Linked DNA regions of Homo sapiens: region 1 is linked to region 2. Evidence: read pairs that join two places in POLR2A ChIA-PET (ENCODE). Cell type or tissue: A673. All regions are shown on one strand.

The links. ChIA-PET counts read pairs that join two places held together with the same protein. Peaks named below come from ENCODE experiments on the same cell type or tissue, not always from the same donor. Only the 100,000 strongest peaks of a DNase experiment are listed, where the experiment ranks them.
Region 1: POLR2A ChIA-PET joins it to region 2 with 6 read pairs; 4 of 35 experiments call an interaction of 5 or more read pairs at or near these places.

Annotation. Positions count from the first base shown.
Region 1 is chr3:103,491,523-103,499,522 of GRCh38, forward strand. No RefSeq gene overlaps it. Among named protein-coding and RNA genes, the nearest start is that of MIR548AB, 29 kb to the right of the region's middle. In A673, no CTCF peak of the experiment used is centred here; DNase peaks (open chromatin) are centred at 2,039, 3,219, 4,679, 7,779 and 2 weaker places; H3K27ac peaks cover 7,900 bases.
Region 2 is chr3:103,437,204-103,445,203 of GRCh38, forward strand. No RefSeq gene overlaps it. Among named protein-coding and RNA genes, the nearest start is that of MIR548AB, 83 kb to the right of the region's middle. In A673, CTCF peaks have their summits at 3,517 and 3,716; a DNase peak (open chromatin) is centred at 3,528.

The DNA.
Region 1 (8,000 bases), 54 kb after region 2:
TGTGTAAATATTATAATTGTGATCATCATTGTTAGCACTGATCTATACCTCAGAAATTAAGTAAAATCTATAACTCGACAAATATGGAGACTCAGCCCAGGGAAAGTAAATGATTCTCAGCTTCTTAATACATTTGTCAATATGATGGTTATGCAAGGACAATGCTTTACTTATGTAATACTGATATTCAAAGTTAAAAAGCTTACTTAAAGTATATATTGCTGAGCCAAAAATGTTTACATTTTTATAAAATGAAATAGTTGAATTCGTTCTATAGATATATGTAAATTTATATTTTAAACTAGCCATATTCATAAATTGATCCGCTAAAAGTTATTTAAAGTGTATTTTTACTTCTTGGGATTAATATTTTAAAATTCAGCTTTTGATTAGCAATGAGTTTAATGTAACTAATATCTGGAAGCCTAGATATACACTTGTATTCATATAATTATTTTTGATTTGCTAGCCTTCAGTTTGATAAATGAAGTTTAAAAATTAATTTCCTGTGTTTCTAATTCATGAATCTGTATTTAAATACACAGATGACACATATTTAACTGAGTGATGTTTTATGTTAATTCAGATGCGACATGAGGAGACTATACAAATAACATATATAAAGTACCTTTATATCTTTGAAGGAAACAATTTACATAAAAGTAAAGTACTTGTTACTTTGAGGCTTGTATACTAAAGTATATTATTTAAATGTGGGGTCTGAATACTGTAATATGTTTACTGTTATATTTTTCAGAGGCAGTAACTTTATTTTTAATTTTTGTTGCAAGAATAGTAGGACTTTTCTGATGTTTACAGAAGGCTGAATTTTTTTTTCTGCAGCAATAAAATCTTATTTTATTGCCTATTCCTATTTCACTTCACAATAATAATTATAATGACTTTGAAACCCTCTTGGCATTTTGTAAGTAACAGAGTGAATAAAACCATGTCAACTTTTCTTTTTATTGTAAAATCTCAGTACTTAAAAGTTGCTGATAAGAGACTGGAAAGCTCAGGAGCTTTATAACAGGAAAAATATAATCTAGATCTTTAGCAGTGTTTCAAGTATGACCCGGGTCAGTAATCATCAAAATATCTAAGTACCTCAGTAATAGTTACCCATAGAAAATACATATTTAACTTTTACTAAAGATATATAAAGCAATTTGGGGTAAATCCTTCAATAAATGTAACTAATTTTCTTCAGCCATGAGGCATGGGAGCTATGTTCAGGATTTGTAAGTCAAAAGATGACCATAGTTATTTGTAAGTTTACCATAGTTACTTGTAAGTGAATTTATTTATTTTAAATATAATTTTCGATGTAAGTGAATCATTCCCCAACTCAAGCTATCTGGATACCAGCATATTATAAAAGCTCTCCTGATAGGCAGAGAGCTGAGAGTCTCTGAATTAAATGGATATAACTTGCTTACATTTTCTAGCATGTTGGCTCATACATTGTAAGCAGATAGTAGCTATTCATTATTAATAATGATGACTATAGTTCCCAGTTCTGTCATATCCTGAATCACATTGCCTAGTGCAAGGATGTGCTCAGGTTGATCTTGTTTACCAATATGATTTTAAAATGTGCTTCTGGTCCTCAAATCCTACTAGCCCTTCTTAAATGTGACCATTCCAACAATAAGCAACTGCCAAAAGGTAATAAAATAAAAGGTAACCAAATAAAATAAATAAAATAGGTAATACTCTATTAACACCTGTACATACAAATACCTCACTGTCCCTCAGTACAGGGCTTTTCTCCATAGTTTGGCCAGAGCTCATGACATAAAGGCTTCTCCCTCAATTTGAGATGACAAGGACTATAGAGTAGACCCTGAGCTTTGTACTTAACTAGCTGAATGGATAAGGATGCCTGAATGAACTGTCCCGAGAAACCAAAGCCTGCCTTAGAAGCTAGAACCAGAATACACTAGTGAGAAAGGGTGAAGTGTTTGCTCCTTTCTTTTAACAAATAATATCATATCCTACTATTAAACTCAGCTCAAAGAATGTGATAGGCTTTCACTAATTAGATTAGCAAAGCTTCTTCGCTGGAAATGCAGTGAGGGAGAGGTGTGAGCCTGGCATAGAGAGGAGGAACCAATGAATATTCAGAGCCAGAGTTATTCACAAAACCTGCTCATAGAAAAATAAGAAATTACTTACATTTGAGTTTCATGTAATCATCGTAGCTTCTGTTCACTTTGGGGAAATTTTATGAGATAAAAACTACACATATCAAGATTCAAATTCTACCTCTTTCCACTTTTTAAAATTCATCTTGAAAAGACTTATGAGATATCTATTAATTCCACTCTCCATCTGTAAAAGGGTTGCAATATTAGCCATATTTGATAAGAATCAAATAAGATAATAGATTTTAAGAAGTTATCTGTGAATTATTTATATACATTAACAATAAAATAATTCTATAGTCAAATATGTTTGCGAGGAAACATCTTTGTATTAGTATTTGTCAGAAACATTAATATGTATTACAAATCTCCAGAGGAGGATATGGCAGGGTTTTTCTTCAAAATTATTTATCTACAGAAACTTTTTTTCAAAAAGCAGTTCAGAGAATTAATATTTTGCTAAGAAACCACTGGGAAACTTGGAGGTAAGCATTGTAAATATAGTGACTAAGAGAACACTTAATTTATTGAAATTTCTGGGCTTTGTGGCTTATGAACAATGCATATTTTGTGTTAACCATATCCTTTGAGTTATATTATATGGGTGAAATCATAATATTTGTGTGGGATATATAAAGAATGTAAAGCAGAAATTTCAGAGTGTGGGCATCAAATTCTACTAGGGTTTCAGATACTGGAATAAAAATAATTGAAGGTGTTTTCATCTTAGCTTTTATAAAACTGGCAGAATAATTTTTTAAAAGTTCTGGCTCTTCATCAATCAGAAGCTTAGAAATAGAGCTTTAAGAAAGGGCTTGATTAAAATAAACAAAAAGAAAGATAAAAAAGATAGAAAATGAAGGAAAGAATGGAGGGAGGAAGGGAAGGAGGCAGAAAGGAAGGAAGGAAGGAAGGAAGGAAAGAAACGAGGAAGGAAGGAAGGAAGGAAGGAAGGAAGGAAGGAAGGAAGGAAGGAAACGAGGAAGGAAGGAAGGAAGGGAGGGAGGGAGGGAGGAAGGGAGGGAGGGTGTATTGTCTTGGAGATAATGGCAGTGATACTTGGCTGCGCAGCAGAGGAGACTTAAAATATCTAGAGCCAAGGAGTCTCTCTGCAAAGTCTCAATAAATTCTTTTCTCTTGAATTGAATGAGTCCAGATTCCTTTACTCAATTAATGCATATTATTTGTTACTGGAAAATTGTCATATATACAGCAGAGCAATTGCTGTTTCAAGAGAAAGTAGGAGAATACTATTACTATATGTTCAAAGACTAGAAAGAAGACTTTCCAGGTTTATGGACAGTAGCAGTTGTGGGTTTAATATTAATAATACTGATAATGCAGAAAGCTTTCTTCATCAAAATGCTCAAGATGTTACTTTCTGATCTCCTATATTCCACCTTTATTTGGGTCAAAATCTTTGTTATTTTAATTCTTATATTATCCCATACACTAAGTATCAAAAAGCAGTACCATTTATTGGAAGTTACTAATTTCTTAGTGCTGCTGTTTCTCCATCTTTACACTAGAATAACAACATTTAATCACTAAAAACATAGAATATTAGAACTAAAAACAATCACATGAATGTAAACTCATTTTGTAACCAAAATCTGGGCAAAAGAAAAATAGATCATTGAGTGCTGGCTTTTAAGACTGCTCCTCTGTATTATATTGTCCCATCTGCACTCTATGCTGTATGCTGCTGAGTGATGCCAAGATCCATCTCCCACTCCATCCACCCTGTGTTACCTCAATGAGCATAATTTCAGATCTATTACAACTAGAGTGTTTTGACGAATAAAAAATATCTAGAGAGAGCATAGAGAAAGAGAGAAAAAAAGAAAATCTACGTTCCACTTAAAGAAAAGCCTGCCAAATATTATTTAAAATACCAGCATTTCTCATCCATAAAGCAAACACTTAAACTAAAATATAGAAGACTTTAGTAAAGTTTAGTAAAGTTTCTTAATTCCATAAGGCAAGTAATGCTGAATTCACATTTAGTTTTGCAAAAGGATAAACCACTGTATCGTGCAGGAGCATAGAAGTATGGTTGTAGTAAAAGATTTTCTAGTGTTTCTCTAAATAATAGATTAATGTCACTGGTAATTGTGCAGTTAATCCTCAGGTGGCAGGAACTTTAAATACCTGATGTGACAAGTTATGCAAATACCAAGACGAACCATAGGAAATGCTTAATTTACTCAATTCTCTTAGAGAGAGGAATTATAGAAATCCATTGCTTGGGTTTCATAAAATTTTAAAATATTCTACAAAAATTCAATTATATGCATGTTTTCTGTGCTAGCTGAATATAACCAATATCTTTATACTAGCAGAGCTGTCAGAGGAAAAGAAAGCCAACATTGTCTATAAGATTTTCCAGTGAAATTATGTTGATATAGGGACTGGAGCTTTCCATTGTTTTGGATTGTATTCCTTTGTTGTCTTCAGCATAAAATGCTGAAGTCCCACGACCCCACCTGCTGTAAAATGTTAGGCTATGCAAAAAGTAAATTTCAAAATATGTTCTATTCCTGTACTTATTCCTGTGGGACTGCCCAATTTGCTAGACTTGTTGAGAATGATCCCCCACTAATAGGATTCCTCTGTAGCTACAGTAAATTTAAAGCAGTTTCCTTTGGTCCTGTGGTAAGAAGTTCAAGACCATGACCTAGAATTAAGGAGTGAGTACTAGTGCAACTTTTACCATGCATTTTCTAACTCTGTCAGATGATCTACTTTTGAAAGACAATTAGTTCTTCTAGCTTAATGATTTTTGGCTCTTCGTACCTGCCTGCAGCAATATTTTTGAATACAGATCCACTTTTAATGACATCCTCATTTTTGATGTTCTTTGACACCTCTCCCATAGACAGCTTCATTATACATTATATGGATGTGAGGGCAGAACTAGAAGGCACATGTTTGCTTATCCAATTTTACTGCAGCCCTTTATCAAATTTGCTCCTCCAGCTTTAGATCTTCTTGTATGAAATAGACTCCACAAGACACCACACACAATTGTGACGGATTTTCATTTATTTCATCTCAGCTCCTAATTCATTTATCATTGCAAAGAGGGCTCGGACTCTTTAAATCCTTTTTTAATTTTTTTTGTCAGCTGGAAAAATTGAAACCTTTTTCAATTTAAAGTTGGAAAGTGACATTATGTCATTGACATTTTAAAACATAACTCAGAGACAATACAGGAGGACGAGGCCTCCATTCCTGGTTCCTATGCGTTCCTGGCAGACTCCTGCACACAGAAGTCTTCTTCGGAGTTTATCCTACAGAGTGTGGAAAGTTTTCTAGTGCTGGCTCTCCAGCACGAGCAGCTTCTCTATCAGCTAATGCAAGCAGGGTTCAAGTTTTCTCCAGCACCTGGCTCTAACATTGTGAGAGCACTTTTTCCAGCATCAGGCTTCTGCAGCACAGGTGGCTCCTTCAGTGTCCAGCTCCTGTAGTCCAGGGCAGTCAGCTACATCCAACGACTAGTAGCTTCCCTGGCTCCCCTGTCTTGAAGTTCCATAGTGGAGTGCGTCCAACGTGACATGGATTTCTGTGGCAACATAGAGGGCAGATTTCTTGTAAGATTCACGAGTGCAATAACACAGCTACTTCTCTGCCATCCAGTGAGGAATTCATTCTTCAACAAGGTCTGAATCTCAACCCTGGTGTAGGGATTTCTCTTTTTTAGTTGTTTTATCATAGTTCAAGTGGTACTGACTTCTCCTTATAGTTACTATTCTTGTATTTCTTAGAGTTCTCTTTACTATACTTTCTTCACCATGATAATTTTATGTGCCAACTTGGGTAGACTATGGTGACTAGTTGTTTAGTCAAACACTACTCTAGATGTTGATATGGAAGTATTCTTTAGATGTAACTAACAGTTGCAATTAGTTGACCTTAAGTAAAGCAGACTTCTACGATTTTGGTAGGCCACTTCCAATTAGTAGAAGGTATTGAAAGGAAAAGCCTGAGGTTTCCAAAAGAAATTCTGCCTTAGTTTTCTACCTTCACACTGAAGGCTGCAATAGTTACTCCTATCTGAATCTCCAGACTGCTAGTTTGCTTTACTGATTTTGGATTTCCCAGCTTCCAGAATCTGATGAGCCATTCCCTTAAAATAAATCGGTCTTTCTCTATATATGTCCTATTGGTTCTCTTTCTCTCAAGAACCCTAAGTAATATGCTAGCCAGTCCCTCATTAATCAAATATTTTGTTAGAAGTAATAATTTTTATATTAAACTTTGCCTATACAGATTATTGTGTGGTTTCTGTTTCCTGATTGAATCCAACTGTTTTAATGTTCTTCCAAACCTACAGACAGCCTATAGTTCTGTGAGGGAAGTTTCTGGTAATAGAGTTAGGTTCCTAAAAGACAGCATCCAGTATCCGGAAGTGTTTCACAGTCTTCCTCTATATCCATTCCTGTTTGTCTTTTTCTAGGCTTCTGATCATCTTGGTTTGAGGTGAGGTATGAAGTGCTACAGGAAACAAAATTCATTGCCTAAAACAATTGTTACACCTATATGTTAAAGTTTTATATGCCTGTTTTTTCAAGTACATACCATTTTCCTTATTTTTGTCATGAATATATTTCAAATAAAAGAGAAAAGATAACAGCAATCATTCACTAATTAGAAAGAACACCATATACTAATAATATAGATAATTAAAGTTATTAAAAGTAGTAGAAAAATAGGTCAGCTCACATTTAGAAACAAACAGAAGAGAATAGGTTACAACTGAAAACAAACATAGAGAAGAGAATAAGTTTTATGGTGTTCATATTTCAAAGAGATGATTTTGTGGAAAATGTAACTTGAGTTGCCGCCTTCTTTTTCATCTATATAAACATGCTTCCAGTAACCAGGTACCTGGGAATGATTTTTTTGCATTCACTTCTCTTTATTCCCTCTCACTAATACTTCACCAAGTTCAGTACTCATTGTCACCAAAATGTATCTAAAATGAATTTACTTTCCTCCACTGGTACCCATTCACTACACTAACCCTTGGATTATTAGCCTTAGCTAATTCGCTATCATTTCTCCTCTCCATTACTGCATTGGTTTCCCAAATAGCCTTTCAGATTTCACTATTCCTTCTTTCAATCCAATTTTTATGATCAGCCTAAGTTATGTTTCAAAATGTCAATGATATAATGTCACTTTCCAACTTTAAACTTACAGATGACAGCACATGCTTTTGAAAATGAAAAGTAAATTCCTTAAAGTGAACTAAAGCAAAAAACTAACAACAATTAACTAATATATATTGTGCTTTTATCTTAAGCCAGGAACCATTCTAAATCTCCTGTACATAGTGAACAATTTATATTTCATAATAATCTGCTACTTAATATTGTATAGGAAATAATATTATTGTTTTATAAATGAGGAAAATAGGCACAAGAAAAATAAATAAACCATTTGCCCCTGGGTCATATAACTAAAGACAAGTACTGTCAGATTTAAAACACAGAATTTCTGTCTAACTCTAGAATTGAGAAGGCTAATCTGCATGCTTTCCCCAGATTTTTGTTCAGCATTGTTCTCCATAGGCATCAAATGCAGCTCCTCCACTTACTCACTATGCCATAACCACACTGGTATTTTAAACCTTTCTACAATGTACCAACTCCTTTCCTTTTCAGGCTTTCCCACATGCTGTTTTATCTTTCTGGTATGCTTTTCCTCCCACTGTCCACATGGTTATTTTTATTCATCTTTTAGCATTCAACTTAAATGTCACTTCTCTAGAAAAATTACAGGATCACTGCCCAAACTGAAAAAAAAAAAAGATTCTACATGTTATGTTACTCTACCATAGGATCTGTA
Region 2 (8,000 bases):
GTGAGAGAAATTGACCAAGACATAGGGTATACAGACCCCATGCAAGTCCAGAAGAGGGGCAATCATTACATCTTAAAGTTCCAAAATAATTTCCTTTGACTCCATATCTCACATCTGGGGCACACTGATGCAAAGGGTGGACTCCCACCACCTTCAGCAGCTCCACCCCTGTGGCTTTGCAGACTTCAGCCCCCACAGCTGCTCTCAAGGGCTGGCGTTGAATGCCTGTGGCTTTTGCAGGTGCACAGCACAAGTCATTGGTGAATCTACCATTCTGGGGTTTGGAGAATGGTGGCAATCTTCTCACAGCTCCACTAGGCAGTGCCCCAGTGGTGACTCTGTGTCGGGGTTCCAACACCGTATTACTCTTCTCCATTGCTCTAGCAGAGGTTCTCCATAAGGGCTCTTCCCCTGCAGAAGACTTCTGCCTGGACATCTAGGCATTTCCTTACATCTTCTGAAATCTAGGCAGAAGTTCCCAAACCACAATTCTTGACTTATGTGAACCTGCAGGCCCAACACCATGTGGAAGCTGCCAAGACTTGAGGTTTTCATCCTATGAAACAATGCCCTGAGCTGTAGGTGGCCCCTTTTAGCCACAGCTGGAGGTAGAGCAGCTGGGAGACATGGCATCAAGATTGAGGCTGCACAGAGAAACGGGGTCCAAGGCCCTGCCCATTAAACCATTTTTCCCTCCTATGCCAGGTCTGTCCTGCAGACCCTGGCCAAGTGACTGATGAAAGGAGTATTCAGACACAGGTATGCAGTGTAAGAGCAGCTAGGTATCTGACTGGCTCTAGTGGCCAAAGTGCAGCAGCCCTGATAAACTGGAGCTGCTTGTTTTTATTTGGTGTAGACATAATGCCAAAAGCCTGGAGCAAACACAATCTGCAAGTAAGATGATCAAAGGTCGGTTCTTGGTCAACATAAGTCAACAGGCCTGTTTAAAATAAATTCCCCTACACTCCCTTGTACCTACTCCTTGCCCTTTGCCTCAGGGTTAGAGAACGGCTGCCTTCAGCTATTCTCACGCAAAGCTTTGCAGAGACTTCTGACGTTTCAGAAGGCCTGCTCCTTTCCCTGTAGCTTCTCCCACCACTGACTGATCTCCCACACTCCTAGGCCTCAGAGACTGTGATGAGAGGAGCTGCTGTGAAGATCTCTGACATGCCTCAGTCTGGACTTCATTGTCCACATAACTATCAGCATTTTAATCAAAACCATTCAACAAGTCTCTAGGAAGTTCCAAACTTTCCCATATCTTTCTTTCTTCTTCTTAGCTCCCCAAACTCTTCCAATCTCTGCCCATTACCCAGTTCCAAAGTTGTTTCCATATTTTTACATTATCTTTATAGCAGTACCACACTCTACCTGTGTACCAATTTACTATACTAGTCTCTTCTCACACTGCTATAAAAAACTGCCTGAGACTTTGTAATTGATTTAAAAAAGGGAGTTTTATTGATTCACAGTTTTCTATGGCTGCGGAGGCCCCAGAACACTTACAATCATGGTGGAAGGGGAAGCAGGCACATCTTACATGGAGGCAGGCAAGAGAGTGTGTGAAGGAGGAACAGTCAAACATTTATAAAACCATCAGATCTCATGAGAACTCACTCAGTATCATGAGACCACCATGGAGGAAACAGCCCCCATGATCCAATCACCTCCCAATAGATTCCTCCGTTGACACAGGGGGATTATGGGGATTACAATTCGAGATGAGATTTGGGTGAGGACACAAAACCAATCCATATACCCAGCATAGAAGAAAAGCATATTTCTGGGGAAGACTATAAGCTCCACAGCCCTCAGGAAATAAATCTGTCATAGTTTACAGGGTTGGATAATAATTGGCCACTTTTACAATTTATACCAAAGAAAGCATTCAGTTACACAGTAATCTTTTAGAAAAATTAAATTTCTTCAGATTCCCTGACACTGTCACTAGTATCAATTTTAACCTAAGCAGAAGTGTGCAGTATGTTTTGGTTGCCCCTTATGTGCTATAAACTCAAAGAAAATTCTAAAGAAAAAATATGTATTTCCAGTATTTATCATGAACAGTGGAAAACACCATCTGTTTCATCTACTTCTATGGACTTGAGAATAGACAATATGTAGTTTCACTTTTGTATTGTCAGGGTGTAGCTCGATGGCTAACACGAAGTAGGCTATCTAAAATTATTTTACAGATTAATAAATAAATGAGCCCAGTGAATATATGGATTGGCACTCACCTGAAAACATATTTTTTGATCCTAAAGCAACATACAAATGTAATTATGAAATGATATTCTGAATAGTATTTGACAACATTTATATCAGAAATATGATATAAAGGAGTGTGTAAAATCATGCACTCTTAGAACAAGACTCTGGTGAGTTTGAATCTTGGTGTTGATGCATGAATTATATGATCTTAGTCAAGTTTATTTATACTCACTTTACCTCAGTTTTCTCATATGTAAAATGGTAATAAAAAATTACTAATATCATAGATTTGTTATGAGAAAAAATAGCATAAAATTTTTAAACCTCAGGTAAAATATAAACATTCAAACGGTGATATCAAGAGGATTTTGTAAACTATCAGGAAATATTAACTGTGTTCAATGTTTTATTTCAATCAAAATGTCTCTAAACAAGTAAAGATATTTTCTCTTAATTTGTTGCCTTTGCAATAACACCTCTTCATCAACAAATGGCAAGTTCAGTTTTTTCCACTCTTTCTGACAACATGGTTCTTTGATAATTTCTTGATTTAAAGCACAATTTAAATGTAACTATGATGTCATTGTGATTTACAGAGATAATTCAGTAGGGGAAATTAGTGTTTGAGGCTTGAAGTTAGTACAAGTCTGTGGAGAAATATTCCACAAATAAGTGTTATCAAATGCCACAGGATATTGAGCAAGAAAAAAGTTACCAGGTGGTTTGAGCTTTATATGGCAACTAAATGTAGCAGCTAAATATAACGTGCACCTCAGTCTACCATGAAAATAAGCGTTCTCCAAAAACTGGGATGTTTTGTCTTAAACAATATTCTGAAGCCTTCCCCAGGATCTGCTGCTGTCTTCTTTGCCCATTTCTGTGACACTTACCTGTAAGCATCCACTGTTATTAGCATTATTATTCTCTGCTGTTATGGCCTCTTGGCCTTTTCTTTTAAGCTAACCTGTCAGCCTCTATGCCTCTTTTTGACTCTTTCATTATGGTGCTGTGAGAAACTTAACAAACTACATATTGAATATAAAGTGGGCAATTTTTTGAAGTTCTGAATTTTCCAGAACAAAGAAAATATTTTTTCTACAGTAAAATTAAGACTTAAACCATATTTACATCTGTGGTAAACCCTACTCAAATGACTCCCAACATAACAGAAATTGTAATATCAGAGTCAAATTATTTGTCACCTTGAAACTTGACTGAGTATATATCATATGCTTATATCACATAGGCAGTAAGCCCTTCTAATTTCTGTGTTGTTATACCACTTTATTCCACCAGGTGAAGTAGACATTTTTACAGCTTTCAAGAAGCCTGTAATCACTAAGGAGAGAGACAGTAGTAATTAGCAAATATAGGGAGTAAGATACTGGAGTATCAAAGCCATTACAATGATACCTACAAGTACTATGAACTCAATAAGTCAAATTCTAATTCATGTAGCTCATAGCCACATTATGACTGAAGCTCAAAGAATTGCTTAACTACATCAGAGGGGTGTGCAGTACAGAGAGTGACATGGGAAGCAGAAGCCATTGATAAATTATCCTCTCATCCTTTGAGCAATCTTTGTGGGAGGTAGGATATAGTGATTAATTGGACTGTTGCATCCAAGTATTTCAAGCTTGGAATATTATTCTTGAAAAAAATAGCCTCCTGTAAAGGATAAGAAGATGAAGAGAAATTTGAGCCTATACGTGAAAATGAGAGATGACAGATACATAGAGCATGCTGATGAAAGGTTTTCTATCAGTGGGAAAGTGACTGAGTGTTTAAACTCAATGATTAATTAATCATTTGGAACTTGAAATAGCTACAGGAAATGGTATTTTGTCTTGAATCTACAGGAAATGTTATTTTGTTTAAGTCTTATTTGGAAGAGTAGGAGGTTAGTCCAAAGATTTATTTAAGCAAACAGATTTATTGAATCTGGCTGTCTAAGGCATTACAGAAGAACAGATTTTCTGAATGTACTTTTTCAACTATCCTATCTACTTTGATCTCTATGAAGCAAATTTTGACCACTTCTTGCCCTGAATATTCATTTTCATGCATCTTGAATAAAATATATGTAATAATTAAGGAGATTATAAGACCTCGCTAATAAGAATTGCAGGCTTCTCAATATATAGTCTTTATTGAATCGTTTTACTGATATCTGAAACAATATGAATTCCTTTCTTTAAAAATACAACTTAGAAGAGACTTTTAAAATTATCTTTTGAGTGAGATTTTTCAGATAACATTAAAGAACTGAGAGTTACAGTTTGTATTTTTGTATATGTGGATAAGTGTCTACAATATTAACAAAAGTAATATCCTACATAGAAAAATAATTATAATATTTTTTAATCCTTGCCTGTTTCGTATAAAAGATCTATGAGATATATTGAGCATTTCTAATAGACTTAAATGTCACCAAAACAAAAAAAGCCATGTTCATTATTACCATTACCTATGCCTGTATGTCTCTAGAGTGCAAATACAGGGAAGATTGCTTGTTTCATCCACATGACCGAGGTTAGCTTAGTGGAAATAATATTCAAGATGCATCATATGTTTAATGGACACTGAAATAACTAAAATCAATAGCGAACTATAAAAGTATTTATCAATCATAATTCTTCCTGATAAAAGCTGCAACATGTAAGATTCAGAATAAGAAAGGCACAGGACTTCATTTTTCTGAGTATATGCCTCCTTAAAATAGAAGAATTCTCCACTCTTCACTTTGGAACATTCGGAACAGAATTCTTTTTTATTTTTAATTTTTTGCATTTATGCTTATTTCTCTTTGTTTAATAATAAGAATATACTAGGTGGTCTTTTGTCTCAGGGTATTGGATAAGTTCTGTTTTATTTTTCCAATATTTAAGGATTGAATAGTATTTATCATACAGAATTGCACACCAGAAAAAAAATTTTGAAACATGTTTCTTGTTTCTCTGACAAGAACTTTTTCATTAATACATTCACATTAATTTTCATTTAATTTTTACCACAAAACCCCCAAAGCACAATGAGCACTTACATACTTACCACTCGACTTCAAAAACTATCCACATTGTGCCATGCTTGTTTGATCCACCCTTACAGCAGCTTCTTGTTGTTAGACTATTTTAAAGTGAATTCAAGACATTATAAGCTTACATCCATAAATATTACATTATGCATCTCAAAAAACATTTCATTATGTAATTAAAATGATATTACGACATCTAAGAAAACTAAAATAATTGCATAGTATCATCTATTACCCAGTCAGCATGCTAATACATTAGTACATAGATAGCTAATACAAAATGTTTTTAATGTTTTTGTATTTTTTGTATTTGCTATTTGCTATTTGTGTCCCTCTTTTTTTTTTTTTTTTCTTTTTTTTTTGAGACAGAGTCTCGCTCTGTTGCCAGGCTAAGTGCAGTGGTGCAATCTCGGCTCACTGCAACCTCCGCCTCCTGGGTTCAAGTGATTCTCCTGCCTCAGCCTCCCGAGTAGCTGGGACTACAGGCACCCGCCACCACGTCTGGCTAATTTTTTGTATTTTTAGTAGAGATGGGGTTTCACCATATTAGCCAGGATGGTCTTGATCTCTTGACCTCGTGATCCACCGGCCTTGGTCCCCCAAAGTGCTGGGATTACAGGAGTGAGCCACCGCACCAGGCACTTTTTAAATTGTTAAATTTAAAGTCCTATACCAAAGAAAGAACATTTCCTTCAATTCTCCTTTTTATTTTATTGATTTGAAGCTAAGTTATATCTAAAGGTATGTTTTCACTTAGGTGGTTACATATAGGTGGTATTTGGATATTTTAATTTCCTGCCCACTGTAATGAACTATATACCTACCAAGTATTTGTTCTTTTTTCCCAGGAAATTAACTGGATTGCATTATGCCCTTAGTGCTAAGGCTTCCAGGACTTTTATGTGAATATAGATAGCAAATATATATTTTATATATATATATATTATATATATATATATGGAGAGAGAGAGAGAGAAAGAAAAATCGTAATATCACACTAATAAATCTAATTTAAATATTAAAGACTACAGAGATATTATATAATGCAATTTACTTCCTACTGGTATATATTTATGTTGAAAAGTTTCTAAAGAACATGAGTATATTATTATTTATTGTATTCTATACTACAATATGACAGTTTCAAAATAAAACTACCAGCACTGTATAGGAAGAGTAACACCATTAAATAAACTCTAAATGTAATTTAATTACTTTGTCTTTACATATCATCCAATCGTAGAGAAAAATTAAGAAATTGGAATCCGCATAAAAGATTGCTGGTTGTTTTTTTAAAAGAAATGGTGGAGCCTCTGGAGCTTATCTCATACAATTGAGATGCGCAATTTTTGACTAGGCTGTTTTGCAAAACTAAGAAAAATACAAATAATTATTGTACATATTAATACACATTACTTTTGTCCAATAAATTCAAGTGATTATTGCCCAATGAATAACCCAGTTTTTATAAATTGATTTGCGTGTTCCTGAAATCAATGTAAATTGATATAAACACTGAATATAAAAATGTGGTTCTTTGCTTTCTCCTTCAACTAAATTGTAATATCTTCTAGTTGTCTCATTAATTAATATATTTTAAAACAAATCTTTATATTTGTAAGACAACCATGCATTATTTTTCCTTCCTTCCTCCCTCCCTCCCTCTCTTCCTTCCTTCCTTCTTTCCTTCCTTCCTCACTTCCTCCCTTTCTTTCCTTCTTTCTGTTTTTCTTTCTTTTTCTTCTTTCTCTCTTTCTTTTTTCTTTCTTTCTTCTTTCTACTTTTCTTTCTTTCTTTCTTTCTTTCTTTCTTTCTTTCTTTCTTTCTTTCTTTCTCTTTCTTTGTTTCTTTGTTTCTTTCCTTCTTTCTTTCATTCTTTCTTTCTTTCTTGACAGTGGCTTGCACTGTCATTGAGGCTGAAGTGAAGTGGCACAATTTTAGCTCACTATAATCTCAAATTCCCAAGGTCAAATGATCTTCCTGCCTCAGCCTCCAGAGGAGCACACCACCATGCCTGGATAAATAATAATTCAATTATTATTATTATTGTTATTATTATTATTTTTGTTTTTGTAGAGGTAGGGTCTTGCCCAGTCTAATCTTGAACTACCGGCCTTAAACAATCCTCCTCCCTCAGCAACCAAAAGTGCTGAAATTATAGGCATGAGCCATCACTCCCTCCTGATAACTATGTATCTTCGAAAATTATTCTGCAAAACCACTGTGAATATATTAGTCAGATGTTATATTTTTAATTTGTAGTTATGTCTCCAAATTGATAAAAAAATTATGGCATTTGTTTTAATGTCTTTTCAGTTTGAGGGATTTCTTTCTTTGTTAATATTCAAATTATTTAAAATATTTAAATTTTTAAAATGTCAATTATAAATATTAATATAAGTCCAGATTCTACAATTACAAATGAATTAAATTTTACTAACACTTCTGATATGGTTTGATTGTGTCCCCACCCAAATCTCATCTTGAATTGTATCACCCACAATTTCCACATTGTGGGAGGGACCCAGTGGTAGGTAATTAAATCATGTGGGCAGGTCTTTCCCATGCTGTTCTTATGATAGTGAATATGTCTCATGAGATCCCATGGTTTTAAAAAGGGGAGTTTCTGGACGGGTGCAGTGGCTCACGCCTGTAATCCCAGCACTTTGGGAGGCTAAGGCGGGCAGATCAGGAGGTCAGGCCAACATGGTGAAACCCCGTCTCTACTAAAAATACAAAAATTGGCTAA